Regions from separate parts of the Homo sapiens genome. Here all the other regions are linked to region 1. The links are chromatin contacts, found by Hi-C or POLR2A ChIA-PET in ENCODE. All regions are on one chromosome and are shown on one strand. The core of a region is the stretch at or near the end of the contact, and the rest is flanking DNA. Distances in the headings are between cores, read along the strand shown.

Region 1 (4,805 bases), core at 984-3,483:
AAAAAAAGGCTAAATTAAATGTCAGAAGAGACACTTTCTTTTCTTTGATAAACTATAGAAATAAACACGTCTCTTTTTTTCTTCCTGGGGTCAAAAGAATGGACAGTAAATTTGGAGCAGTGTTCCTCCTAAATTTGCCTTATATGTGATCTTTATTTTGAAATATTTACAAAATAATTTTGATCTTTAAACTCTTTCCCTCTATGTCCTTATAAAATAAAAATTTAAATAGTTTTACATGTTAGCCTTTTAAAATTAACTTTTTTCTGATTTATATATTATGACATAAAAATTGAAATTATATTATTATCGTTATAGAAATTTTAAAATTCGAAATATAAATTTACAGTGAATGAATGTTGTCTTGAAGTTTCTCTTGTTCCTTGTGTGGTGTTTCATTAAACTGTAATTCCGTATTACCTAAATTGAGGAAACGTTTTTCTCAGCTTTTCTTCATTGCCATTACCAAAGTGACTCAAAATCTTCAAAGCACAGTTAAAACACTGAATTGTGCCGTAATGAGAAGGGCCTTCTGCATAGGGAGTGTGACCCTCCCTCCTAGACTCTCTGTCTCTTGTCTTTGGCACTCATGACAGTTTAATAGTTAGAAGGCACCTTCAAGGTCCGTTAGGCCAACTTCTCATCAAATGTCCCAAGGTCTATATGCCCCTTACAGTTCAGCCATTCCCAAGAGGCAACCCATTCAGCTATTAAGTAGCTCGAAATGTCCAGGTTCTTTCTTCATTTGGTTAGAGATCTGCTTCTTACATTCTTTATGTCTTGGTCCTGCAACTGTAGTTCTTTATAGCATAATGCAGTGGTTCTCAGATTGTGGTCCCCAGACCAGCAGCATCGGCATCACCTGGGAACTTGCATGAACTGGAAAGTGTGGGCTTGGGTCTCATCAATCTGGTTTAGGAAGTTGAACTCCAGATGACAATGATGCACACTAAAGTCTGGGATGCACAGATGTCCTATAGTAGAAAGTGGGTGGGGCTTTGGAATGAGGAACCCCTGGCCCAGAAACCCAGATCCTGGCCCTCTGTGATCTTAGGGCAACCCCTCAGTTTTCTCCTGGTCAGATGGAGCTGATGGGGGCAGCTAATTCACAGGCGTGCTGACAGAATTCAATGATACCCCATAGGTAAAGCACAGAGCAGAAAATCCAACATACTGTGAGCACTCAAAATCGGCGTGTAGTGTTATAGAGTCATGCAACGCATTTATTGGATGCCTTTGAGTAACAGTCTACATAGAGTCCATGCGTTTGATAATTAACAAGTTGAGAAAAAAGTTTACATATAACACTCTAGACATGAAACTGTTAAATACCTTCATTTTACAGATGAAAAATCCGATATTCAGAGAGGCTAAGTGACATGTTCAAAGGCACACAGCTGGTCCTACAATTGATGCCTTAGCAGCCTGAGCTCCAATTCTTGATAAAATGCCCAGTGGTCACCTTAAATTTCTTCAGAACAGAGTGGGATATAAATAAGAAAGCAAATATAAGCAAATAAATAACCAGAACACCCAATAATGGGTACGAATGCTCAAATAATGTGAGCATGATGCAGTTACTTGAGTCATTCTTCACTGGATTCCTGTGACATAAAAGGAAGTCCTGTGATTGGTGTCTGGAAGTCCTGTAAGTGCCTCCCAGCCCCTGGCTCTTCAGTCAACACATGTTTATTTGTCACTTTAATGGAGCAATAAAATATCTAGTCCTGGGTCTGGTGATTACACAAGTAGGGACTTCAAATGTGTCAGTATATTATCTGAATTACTTTAATATTTTTGTACACAATTCTGAGGAGTACAAACAGATACAAAACTTTTATGGTACCAAGTGAAGTAGTCCAGTACCATGTCTTTTAGGTTAACCGAAATCCCAGGTATAACATTAAAAATTATATTCAGATATCATGAAATATGTGGGGGTATTTCTTGCCCTTACAGTTAACAAGAAATGAAGAGTCATTTTGCTGTGCCCTTGCCTGGGAGAACTAAAAGGTTATTTCTTGCCTTCATATGCCACAAAAGTCTGTTTCACAGACTGGAAGGAATAAGCATCTTTACTTTAAACAACCTGCTTCCAGTTTTGTGTGGCTGTTGATATTATAGAACCAGTGGCAGAGGCCAAGGCAGGAAAATGGGCTGGGTTACTTATAACTCTTTGAATGTGGACACATCAGCTTGCGGGAAGGAAACTATTTAAAATGGGGCTTAGGGAAAGGGGGAAAAAAATCCCCTTTTCCCATATGAGATTCTTCCACGGTGTTGTCATGCAATCTTGAAAACCTCCATAGAACAGTAGATCACTCTCATTGGATATATGCAAATTTTCTGAGACCCAGTGGTTTCCTGCCAGGAAAAACTTATAATAACAGAGCAAGAATGCAATTTGAGCCCTTGCTTTCTGAAATCCCTGAAAGAACAGACTCATTCTTGACAGGGCAATTTCAGCCCTTGACATTCCAGGAAATAGCTCCATAATGTCATTTGGGCTGGGCTTGTAACCAGTCCTAAGATGTGGAGACACAAATGCAGCATGTAAGATTTCAAATATCAGTTCAGGGACCATTCTTGATTTTCACAGGGAGTTTAACAACAAAAACCACCAACAGAAGAAAACACAAGCAAGACATCCTAATTAAATTTAACATTGTCACTACTAATTAAACCCAATATAGGAAGAGGAAGGGTTTCTGCCAAGAAATTACAGACACATCCTGAAGCCTATTTCCTTTCCATTTCCTAGGTACTGGGTCCATGCCATAACCAGGATGTGACACCCAAACAAGACTGTATTTTGATCATTAATATATACGCATAAGTTAACCCCACCCTGGGGCCTCAAAGGCCTTTATGAGATGTGCTGGTCTTCGCATTTCGATGTGTTTCATTTTCTCTGGGTTCAGTACAGTTGAAAAAGGTTATGAGACTCAGGTTAAAAGTCAGGAAACGGATCAGGGCCCTATACTATGACATCATTTTCTTGCAATGCAATGAAGCAATGACATTTCCTGGAGGAAAAATTATTAGAGATGACAGGCAGCCTCAGTTATCTCCAATATTTGGAGTGGAAGGTGTCAAGCCTGCAAGCCTCCAGCTCCAGCCTCCTTCCCTGCTCTTCCTTGGCTGGGCCTTCTCAAAGGTGAAGCGAGAGAGAAAGAGAGAGCGAGAGACCAAGCCCACTTCCATTTTTTTTAATAGTCCTGGTATATTTTTAAATGAAGATATGCTAAAACTTAGTTATAAAAACTGTGTGATTTTTCATTATTAAAGCAATTAACACTCTACAACAAAAAATATGTGTAATATAAGCTTGCAATTTACAAAATAGTTTCCAGATTTATTTTTTAAAGTGACATCTAGGCAGAGCTACCTGGTATGACTGTGCAGGTCGACCAAGGGGAAGAGCGGGGATTAAAATCTGGTTCACAATTGCCAAACCTGGTGCAGGGCTGTATCTGCCTTTTTCTGATTCACACAAATGTTACACCACAAGTGATAGGTTGTCTTACAATAGGGCATAGGTTTAAGTGAACGATGAACCAGTTTCGTGCTTTCAATCTTAAGTATCTCTCTGACTGTAGGAATAACATATCTTGGGGGTATCTCCAGAAGTATAAATTTAGGGAGCTGCCTAATTGTGAGTCCTGGGACAAATGAGCCTCCTGGCAGGTCACCCCAGGCACATAGGGAATCTTTTCAGATTTACAAAAAGGTGGTGTTGATGAGACAACACAGGCTGTGTGAAACACGTGGTTTGGAGAACAGGAGCCCTGGGCTAGGTTTCAGCCTGGCCAGGTGCTTTTGTGCAAATTGTACAATTGTAGTGACACTACTGGCCTCCCATATGGTAGACCTTGACCTGGACTCCACATGCAGACGGACCTGCTCCAGCTCTTAAAAACCAGTTTAGAGACCTGAATCGAAGCCAGAAGAGTTTAAGGGCTTAAGTCAACACACTGAGACTCCACATCAAACCACTCTTGCTTCTCCATCTCTGCCTTTATGACTGGGTTTAGATAACTGGGCTTCTGCTACATACCTCTGTTCCAGTGTCTGGGTGCCCGATGAGTAATGCCCGAAACTGGGTGTCTAGTCCACTTACCATGCCCCTTCTGGGGACTGCAGGAATGTTCCATAAACAACAAACTGAGGGCTCCAGCCTTTGGACTCTTTTTTCTTCTACTTGTCCTCCCACTTGGATTCTCCTGGGAGTTAGCAGAATCCATCAAGCAATAACTGCAAACATGATAGAAGAGAACAACTCCTTAATACTTTTTTTCCATTTCAAAACAAACTACTAAGACACTTTTACTTCAGTGAACGAGAGCAAGCAGGGGTGAGAAGTTTCTATTGCAAAAAAAAAAAAATCAAAGTTATGACTTCAGAAATGTAAATTCCTAGTATCCTTGATAGATTTATATATCTAAGCAATGTTTCTAGATATTGTCCTAGGTTTGCCAAACAGATTTAAGCTCTCTATGGCAGTTGAGTGGCTAGGTGTCAGCCCTCACGAATCAAGAGTGCTTCTATAAATCATTTCACAGTAATTGGATGGGACTTGCAGTGACAAATATGCTCTTTCCTGGAGAAATTAGCGAATATCTGAAAGGCTTATATATTTCCCCAAGATTAGTCAAAACACAAGCCTAGTCGTCACACCTTTCCCTCATTATCCTGTGGTTGTTTTCTTAAATGTTGTGCGTCTTCATAAATGAGTCACTCTTTCCAAGATCTGTCAAAAGTATCAGTGGTTATAAGGCTGGGAAGCATACCAACCCTAGAAAGAA
Region 2 (4,805 bases), core at 1,197-3,696, 420 kb after region 1:
TTCACTGTCAGGGACTCTGGAAAGATAGATACAGCGGGCGGTCGCAAATGTCTGGTAGGCCGATGCTGAGGAGCGAGGAGGAACAAGATACAAGACAGGGAGATCACATGCATAGCAATGATACTTCATGTTGTAGGATTGGATGATAGCTTTGCAGACGGGGGTGCAGTATAAGGGAGAGATCAGAAAAGGTGTGAGGGCAGAATTATGGAAAAAGCTTATGTTTGTAGCATAGTAGAAAGAAGAAAAATCTGTAAGGAAAACAGAGGAGTCAGAGAGAGAGGGCAGAGCAGCGGGTTCACTCATGGCCCCAAATGTAGTTTCAGAACTCCATAGTCGCTTCTTAATCATGTTTATGCACACAGTGCTGTTCCTCAGATATTCCTAGTCACTGCTCTGCTGAAGAAGTGACAGAATCTCTGTTTCTTGTGGGTGAGATGGCTCTAGCAAGACAAAAGCCATATTTAGATTCATTGGTCCTTTTTCTTGATGCAGTATTTCTTAGGCATTTAATCTTTTGAGGTTTTAGGGCAGGGTAATAGGCTTTTTGTAAGTAGCTGTGTTGTAAAATATAATAGGGTAAGAGCGTCATCTGAGAACTTTTGCCTGTATCATTTGGAAACAAGCATTGCTTGGCTACAGAAGCACACAGATGTTAGCTCTATCCATGACAGTCTGGCCAGGCCGTTCTGTACCCATCGCAGAGAATTGGCTTCTCAGAGCCTAGTGCCTTTAGGCCCCTGAATCATGTAGATAACTCCCCTTGTTTTCATTTGGTGCTCACTTAGTAGCCTTTTGAGAATTTGACTTCCTTGTTGCCAACAGAGAGAAAGTATGTGAGGCAGGTTGACAGTGCTATCTAATCTACCAGATACTTCTGTTTCTCATTATGAATCAATTAACTGGCAGTCTGATTGTATATATCTGATTCCATAAGTCTTATAGTTTGACATTCAAGTCTGACTCTGGAATACCGGCTAGATTGTCTGAGTCACTGGGCAGGGGCCTGGACCTGGCGAATTCACTCAGGTAAATGCCACAAGGTAACAGCCTGTCTGCAGGGCCAGCCAGCTTAACTGGACTCTATCCTGTCTCATTACCCTCCTCCAAACCTTTGAAGTGGACTTTGAATGAGAAATTCAGTCAAAAGATAACATTTCCATATCAGCGTGGCTTAGATGGGCACAGACGTAGTCAGTATAGCTGAAGAGTTTCCTTAGTCCTATAAAGCTGGAGTTGTTAATTCTGTAGCATAAGCAGCACATTATCTTTCTAGGTTTGGAAAAGGCACGTTGAGAAACTTTCTGGAGGTGAGTAGAAACAAAGCCTCAAGTAGTTACACACTCCAGAGTCATGAAAGATCTGTAGATCCGCATTTATATCTCATGCCCTTTTTAACAGTGAGGCTTGAACTTGCCAAAATACTACACCCTACCTTTTAAGCAGTTTGATGAAAATCACCTGATAGGAAGTGGGCGTCTCTGGACACAGTTGCTTTGCCAACATGTGGGTGGTGGTTGGTGCTAACCACCCTGCATGTCTGGTTCTCTGGATGGCAGTGTAAGTGTATCCAGGTTGCCTGGGCTGAAGGCATATCAGACAAGGGGAGTTTGTATGAAGAGTGCCATGCTTGTTCGTGCCTCCTGCTTTTGCACATGACTAAAACAACTTCTCTTTCTCTCCACCTATATGTTTCCTATTGCTGCTGTAATGATTTACCACAAATTGAATGGCGTAAAACAGTACAAATTTATTGTCATAAAGGTCTAGAGGCCAGAAAGTCCAAAATGTCTCTGGCTAGGCTGTAATCAAGGTGTTGGCAGGGCTATATTTCTTTCTAGAGGCTTTGGGACAAAATCTGTTTTCTTGCCTTTTCCAGTTTCTAAAGGCAGCCTGCATCCCTTGGCTTTGTCTGCAAAGTCAGCAGCCATATTCCCCCAGCTTCTGCTTCCATTCTCACATGCCTGTCTCTCACTGTCCTGCCTCCCTCTTTCACTTATAAGGACCCCCGTGATTTTACTGGGCCCAGCCAGATAATCCAGGTTAAGTCTCCCCTTCACGAGAGCCTTAACTTGGTCACACCTTCAAAGTCCCTTTTGCCATATAAGGTATTCATAGGTTCCAAGGACTAGGATGTGGACCTCTTTGGGGACCTACCACACTCCCCTTCTGATCCTCATAAATGTTATTGCCTGAGACAGTCCACTGTTTCTTTCCAGCCCAATTAGTTGTTTATGCAGTTTCTGTCTTTCCTCTTCGTACCACTTTTCTCTCTGAAGTTCTTGTTTGTGATTGTGTGTTATTTAACTTTTCGCTCCTAATACCTAGCACTGTCCTTGGGACATAGTGACCCCTTAATAGATCTTTGCTGAATAACTGTGTGGCTGTAGCTGGGTTCTGGCCGGGGGCACAAACGCCGGAAGTCTGACCAGCCTCAGGATGTGCCTCCGCCAGCGTGTAAGGCAGCAGCCACTAGAGGGAAGGCCTGTGCTTTGCAATCTGGCACTCTGGGTTGGGACTTGCATTGGCTGTTACCTGTCTTTGTGACCTTGGGTAAGTTACATCATTTCTTTGTGCCTCAGTTTCCTCATCTTTGAAAGGTAGGATAAGAAATACTACCTGGGACTATATGAGAAGTAAATTATATACTTGGAATGCAGTATTTATAGTTTGTAGCGTATCACTAAGCAAAAGTGAAACTTCTGTGCTCTTACATGGGAAGGAAGAGGTATCAGGCCATCTGACAGGGAAAGAAGCAGAGCCATGCAAAGTTGGGAGCACAGTTGTAAAAAGGATTATTTAATTTTGTGTTCCTTTCAGCCACAACTGGTAGCACCTCTAAATAAAAGGCATATATTTTGCTTTGAGGTTTTGCAGATGATTTTATTTAGGTGCAGAACTTGTGGATTCCAGTCATCTTTCTAGGACTTTGGGCACCCTGAATTGAGCAAGTCTTTTACTCTTCAGAGACCCAGCTACTGCAAAGGTCCAAATACTTAGTTTCATTTAAATTTTATTAAAATGGTATACAAGTATACTAGGTATTTATCTTGGGACTGGAACAGTTAGGTGCTATGGGGACTTCACTGGTATAGCCTCCACCATGACAGAGCAATAAGCCTGATATTATTCTGAGTGGCTTAGGAATTAGCCAGCCATCTCGAGCCTAATGTGGTCTGACCTTCTCTGGTGGTGGTGCTAGATGTAGTCTCCCATAGACTGGTGGGCTGTTTATTTTCAGGATATAAATAATGTAACCTGGAATTGTGGTTCTGCATTGTTTCCATCCGCGAATGTTTAGCTTGTTGGAACAATTGATTTGTCGGTTCCAGAAGCGAGTAAACTGACCTGCGAGGAACACTTCCCCTGTAAGAAGCAATCCCTTGAAAGATAAACAGTAGTGCATCTGGGAGCAGATAGGCGGCTCTTAGCACTTCAGGAATCATAAAAACAGATGACTGTGAAATTCTTAGATTTCAGTATCCTTTTTCTTTAACCTTTTCCTTTTTCATTTATTTTCCTTTGTGGTGGTGTTTCTCATGATGATCCTTTAGAAGTGAAGCCAGTATTTGTGTGGTAATATTTCCTTAGTGTACTCTTTAATTAGATCAGTAGGCCTCCCACATAGTTCAATCCAAAGGCCAGAGCAAATTTAGAAGCTACCAATGTACAAGGAAATATTTTTGAACATGAAAGAAACAATTTAGTAACTATGAGAATAAATGGTGTTTCTGATCCAAGTACTATCATTTGCATAATAATAAAATATCAGAAAAAAATGGAAAATTTTACAGAACAGTATTAAAATATTGGGATGAACAGGAGAGAAGGTGCAAGGAGAAAGCAAGCTATGGATTACGTATCAAATAGCTACAGGACAATGCGGTTTTATAATTTCCTTATACACACACATATAGAACAACTGCTTTCAAGTTGGAATCTACATTTAATAAATAGACGAGTGATTTCTAATCAGTATGTGACCATTTACAAGTAGGAAGTAATTTTATGAGTCCTTCAAGGTGCTCAAAAGCAGTTTAGTTTAAATAATTCATATGCAGACTTACACTAGTAACCTGTACAACAGACCCTTTTATAGCAGTTATTGAACTGCTTTTGAATTGGAATCTACATTTAATAAATAGACAGGAATGATTTATAATTAGTATGTGACCACTTAGTAGTAGGAAGTAATTTTGTGAGTCCTTCAAGGTGCTCAAAAGCAGTTTAGTTTAAATAATTCATATGCAAATGTATACTAGTAACCTATACAACAGACCCCTTTATATTACTATTGCAGAAACAAATGTCAGATTGCACCTCGTCCAATAATTTTATAACTACAAATTACCCCTTTTATCACCATTACAAAGGAGATTGACTTTCTAGTTACGGTAGGTTAATTAAATATCAGGAAGTCAGTTTTATGGCTTCTAAACTTTTTTGAGGGGTGAGGGGAACAAACAGCCATGGTGATCACTGTGATGATCAGATTAGCCGTGCCCTAGTTAAGCTTGTTGGTCACTGCTGGCAAGAAAGTTTCAGCACAGGCAGACTTGCAATGTGAAGGTCATATATGAGTGTTGTTGCTCTGAAATCGGCATGAACCTAGATAGAGTTCCTAGAGTTCCAAATCTCTCATTAAGGCATTACCTCCCAGGACACTTGGAGTAAATATGTCTAGTGCTGAGAATTCACCTTCAAGTGACATTCTCTTGAAAGACAGCATGTCAGTTTCTGGAATCAGCCTTAAGTGGAAACAAGTTCCAAGTCCTAATGGAGACTAAGTGATCTTTTTCTCCTCA
Region 3 (4,805 bases), core at 796-3,295, 280 kb after region 1:
GCTTCTAACTTTATATGGAAACTATTTAGCTTTCTTTACTTACCGTCTCCCCGACTCCACTCCCCACTCCCCCAACCTCTTTTTTTTTCCTACAGTGTTAACCAAGAGAGATATATTACCTTTGGATCTAGCCCATCTACCTCTAGATACTTCACTTGCATAATAACTAATTTAAATTTATTCCAGATGTACAAGAAGTATTTGAGATTTGGTAGTTTTAATTTTGGAAATGCTTTTAAAATGTTATCCTAGATTAGTAGGTGATTTTTCTTCCATGAAAATGTATATTTATTTAAAACCTGCGGTAGCTAATTAAACTTGAAATACCCTAAGTCCTCATGTAATGTTGTGGATAGGTTCTTGGAAACTGTAAGTGAAACATATAACAGGTCCTTGAGTTGCGTTGTTTCCTTCGATGTGGATTTGTTACAGCATTGATGAGGGGAAAAACGGTTATGCGTTATTTCACTCAAAGTTGCAGCTTCCAGGAACCTGTGGATGACGTTATGTGAGGGCTTACTGTATTTCTCTGGTTTTCAGTAAGTTAAAAGGTAGCAGAATCTAATATTTTCATTCTCCCCATCAGTAGAGGAGCTGGTGATATCCACTTGTGGATACTCAGTCCCTGTCTGATCACCAGGTTTGATGAATTGGCCGCTCACTTTAGAGGGTCTGTCAGGCTTCTTCATGTTCACAAATGACTGGAAATAAAAAGGAATACCTTTTACATCACCAACTCTCTAAGTACCTATATAACATTTCGGTTTGTTTTGGCTGCCAATTCCTCTTCACAAAAATCGCTGGTTTTGCAGCCATAGGTGGCCTCCTGGCTCTGTGTGGTTTTCTCCCTTTACTGGCTCACTCTTCATGCCCATATTGCTGTAGACCTCTCTTAGAAGCCTCACCCCTTCACTCCCCACTCCTTTTGCATTTGGGTTTCTGTGTGTATGTATGGGGTACTTAACGCCTTCTAAGTAGTAGCGCAGTGCCTGGCAAAATTGTCAGAATCAGGATCAGAATCAGACTGCCTTTGCTGTGTTTCCACGGGTGTGTTGCATTGCTTCCTGTCCGTTCTCCATCCATTGCCCATTCTCCGTACCCTTCATGTCCTCAACTACTCCCTGTCTTCACCTCCTGTTTCCTGTTTTTTCTCCTGTTTCTGCCACTCACATTCTCCATGGGAAGGGCTTTTTTTTTTTTTTTTCTTCAAACCTGGTATTTTTGGAGAGAAGGTTTTGACATTGGGGCTGTCTTTTAAGAGCCCTTCCCCTGATAGCAGAGGGGAACGTGCTCAACTTACAAAGTTTCTGAAAAAAATCACACTTCTTCTTTTCACGGGACCCCTGTTTGAAATTTGCAACAAATTAAATGCTTAGGAATCCAGGTGCCTAGGAGCCCTGCTATTTCAGCTCTTTCCCCTTAATCATGTTGGTTTACATGAGGATTGATTTTGGACTCACTGGGCCAGCTACGTGAAATGTGGTATTGTCATTGTCTCTTTGCACAGAACAATTCATTTGCTGCTTGTCGTGAATCCATCCTGTGAGGTATTATGATGACATCTGGCATGGCTTCTTTGTTTACTGTGTTTACCGTATGTGTTTAGAAGGAAAAAGGCCTGTAGTGACCACTTTTCTGTGTCGGCCCCTGGGTCAGGTTTTCCATCCTGACTCATGGGTGTCGGGACCGCTGAGATTGGTTGATGGGGTGTGCAGAATTTCCTCTGTCGGGCTTGGGAGCCAGAAAGCCACGATGAAGTTTGATTTGGCTTGTGGCAGCCTTTTCCAAATGTGAATTTGGATACAGTACAGTAAGCCCTCTAAGAAAAGGAGAAGAAGAGAAAATAATAACTCTAGAGCTGGGAATATCTGGGGAACATTGAAAAACGGGGAAAGTCTCAAAGATAGTATTCTGTGTCTCCCCTGAGCTGGTGTTGCTGTAGTGCTCAGAGGCCAGCCTTTTTTTCCAAGCCGAGTGCTCCCTGCACTTGGGAGAAACCACAGAGGCGGCCTCTGTCCTGCATGTGCTGCACGCTGCCTTGCTCCAGACTGTCTTGAATGTGACCTGGCAGCCAGTGCTGTTTCCTGCTGACGTGGCCTCCCACAACTGAGCAGAACAGAGCCACCTCAGTGTACTGAGGAAGGAGCAGGCTGGGGGCATGAATCACCAGCGGGATACGGAACAAATTCAGAGGGGAAAGCGCCTAACTATTCAGGTTTCCTGGTAGATATACTTAAAAGACACCTTTCTTATAGGAAGGAAGGAGGAGGAAGAAAAACAGGAGTGAAGAATGCCTCAAGAGTCAAACAGTGATTTGTTTGGCCCTAGGAAGGATTTCTTATCAGCAGGAGTTACCTTCTGGGGTAAGCCCCAGTCTGTCTCAAACATCTGAGAGGATGCTTTGAGGAGGCCAGACTGGACTGCAGCCTTCACAGCCACACTGTTGCACAGGTTGGTGGCGATGTGAGCTCTTAGCCCTATCCTGCAGACAGGTAGTAAAGAAACAAAAACCTAAACCAAAAGACTAGAGTTTGTGTCTTGGTGGAAAAAGTTCCCTCAACTTGGTAGGAACTGGAGAAAAGGACTCTGAGAAACTGCTCAGGAGCAAATCCTGTGGCCTAGTTTTCCCTTCAGTGCTGTCAGCTTCCCGCTTGATGCTCGATAAGCGCTTGTTTCAGCCACTACTGAATATTTTTTGAGTTTGCTTATTTGAAGGCATCCAGGACAGCTCCTTGTTACTGTCTTCTAATAGGCCCCCCAAAAGTCATAGTATCACAGAATTTTAGAGTGAGATGGGACTTTAATTGTAATCTGATCGAGACCGTTAATGGTTTCTTTTTTTTTGAGACAGAGTCTTGCTCTGTCACCAGGCTGGAGTGCAATGTTGCAATCTTGGTGCACTGCAACCTCCACCTTCTGGGTTCAAGCCATTCTCCTGCCTCAGCCTCCCGAGTAGCTGGGACTACAGGTGCGTGCCACCATGCCCAGCTAATTTTTGTATTTTTAGTAGAGACGGGGTTTCACCATGTTGGCCAGGATGGTCCTGACCTCGTGATCCGCCGTCCTCCGCCTCCCAAAGTGCTGGGATTACAGTCATGAGCCACCGTGCCCAGGCTATGGTTTCTTCTAAGAAGTGATCGTAGAACTTTGTCTTCAGTTACTCCCACCTGAAAGCCCACTGTACAAAACGTGCAGGTGGAGCTGACTGAGGGCAGAGAGGCCGGAGCCCAGCTGCTCATCTTTCTTTTAGTAGTGGCCCTGGAAACTCTTCCCCTGACCATTCCACACTCCCGCATACTTAATTGAGAAACCACTGATGAAATCTACAACCTTAATTTTATAGGTGAGGGAATTTTACCTTTGGTAGGGTCACGGTGTTAGGTCATTATGATAACTTTCAAGGTGCCTGGGAATAAAAGTTTTATAACTTTAATCTGTCTCCTGCTTTTGAGCCTTCGTGATCTCTCCAGGAGCTGCTGTAATGGCTTCCCACCCTGCGTGGGAACAAGTGGGGTGCTGGTGGGACAAGTCGGGGGCTGGTGATGTACTCTATGTGTTTGTAGGTCAGAGCTGGAAACCACAGAGAACAGCCCAGGTGGTTTCATTAGTCTAGGTGTGAGGTCACTGGGGGGCGGCAGTAGGATTGGAGATGGAGGGAAGCTTTGAAAGGAAGAGCCCTTAGCATTTTAAAGTATGGTTAAGTTTTTAAGTTACAGAAACTGGATATGGAAAATTACCAAGAGAACTTAGTCAAAGATGATCCTCAAATACCCAGCCAAAGTCATAGGGAGAATGTGGAGACTGTCTGACTTAGATAGTGGAAAATCTTTCTCAGTTTTCTTTGTTTAAGCTTCAGTAAGTCCCTCTCGTGGAGGATTCTTCTTTGGAGATAGGAAAGCAGTTTGATTCCCTGATTCTCTTTACAGCTGTGGCATCCCAATCTGATTGTTGGATGAGTTTTGGTATATGGTGTAACCCTTAGTTCCTGGTGTGTCAGTTGTCTACACAATTCACTTGCATTTGTTTTCTGGATTGTTCAGCCTAGATTATGGAACAGAACCAAGGCAGATTCAGGTCTGTCATACTGACCTCATTCCTGGTTCAGCACTGACTTTCCTGCATAGCCTCAAGTCTAGTAGGTAGGTGGACTTGTGATTACAAACAGATTTTGGAAATCATTTACATTGGCCAGGTTTTCCAGTGTTTTCCCCTTTCCTGGAAGCCATTTTCTCCTATTGCTCGCCTCTAACTCAGTCAACAGAAGCCTCTGCCCAGGGCAAACAATTTTGTAAGAAAAGAGAGCAAAATAGGAGTGAATGGAGAGGATGGGATATTAAATATGTAATAGGCCTATTTCCATTTTCAGTAAAGTCACTTGATTTCCTTTAAAGAGGCTCTGATTTTCTTGAACCATGCCTTGGTGGAATTAGAAAGTTACCCACATCATTTATGGTATTTTGTTGTTACTGTTGTAGGCTGGATTTGTACTTGGTCCGGGACTAGAAGGGGAGAAACAGCCTTATCTGTTAATCCGTTGCAGTGGCAGAAGAGCTGTATATGTAACTATATGCTTTTTTCCTCAACTTATACTGGAAAAAGAAAAAAAATTGCCCAGAGACTCTTTTTCTAAATGGTTTTGGTAAATGTATTCTTCAAATACAACTGCGAGTAGGAGGCCATGTCAGTGGGGGGTGATCATTCTTTTGTGTGATGGTAATGAGATAATTTCTGCATTACAGATTTTCAGGAGACTCTTTGTTTAAATGAAACTTCAGAGCCCTCACAAAGCCTCACAAGTCTCTTTG

The links. A loop is a pair of places that touch in the nucleus more often than their neighbours do. ChIA-PET counts read pairs that join two places held with the same protein, here RNA polymerase II (POLR2A). Pooled maps may share reads with other maps.
Region 2: a map with no recorded cell type shows a loop between it and region 1 (3-fold over the local background). The contact joins two enhancer-like sites. A Hi-C loop is called at or near these places in 1 of 37 single-sample maps with no recorded cell type. POLR2A ChIA-PET finds 5 or more read pairs at or near these places in 1 of 52 experiments (activated T-cell).
Region 3: a loop to region 1 is called in a pooled map, with 1.9 times the contacts of the local background. The contact joins two enhancer-like sites. A Hi-C loop is called at or near these places in 4 of 168 maps with a recorded cell type or tissue (A673, Calu3, PC-9 and 1 more) and 3 of 50 pooled maps. POLR2A ChIA-PET finds 5 or more read pairs at or near these places in 2 of 52 experiments (AG04450 and OCI-LY7).

The regions. Positions count from the first base shown.
Region 1 is chr3:171,872,143-171,876,947 of GRCh38, forward strand. TMEM212-AS1 (TMEM212 antisense RNA 1) reads right to left here. Exons shown (of 3, transcript NR_046852.1): 3 at 4,210-4,254. Among named protein-coding and RNA genes, the nearest start is that of TMEM212-AS1, 26 kb to the right of the region's middle. Within about 2 kb of position 2,234, at least 9 of the 41 ENCODE cell types and tissues checked have a DNase peak (open chromatin) inside an H3K27ac peak, as active enhancers do; they include PC-9 and endothelial cell of umbilical vein, where a contact is called at or near this core.
Region 2 is chr3:172,287,313-172,292,117 of GRCh38, forward strand. All of the region lies in intron 7 of FNDC3B (fibronectin type III domain containing 3B), which reads left to right. Among named protein-coding and RNA genes, the nearest start is that of GHSR, 160 kb to the right of the region's middle. RefSeq lists an enhancer at 2,267-2,561. Within about 2 kb of position 2,447, at least 9 of the 41 ENCODE cell types and tissues checked have a DNase peak (open chromatin) inside an H3K27ac peak, as active enhancers do.
Region 3 is chr3:172,151,391-172,156,195 of GRCh38, forward strand. The region is part of intron 3 of FNDC3B (fibronectin type III domain containing 3B); the gene reads left to right. Among named protein-coding and RNA genes, the nearest start is that of FNDC3B, 110 kb to the left of the region's middle. RefSeq lists enhancers at 1,889-2,183, 1,896-1,985. Within about 2 kb of position 2,046, at least 36 of the 41 ENCODE cell types and tissues checked have a DNase peak (open chromatin) inside an H3K27ac peak, as active enhancers do; they include PC-9 and endothelial cell of umbilical vein, where a contact is called at or near this core.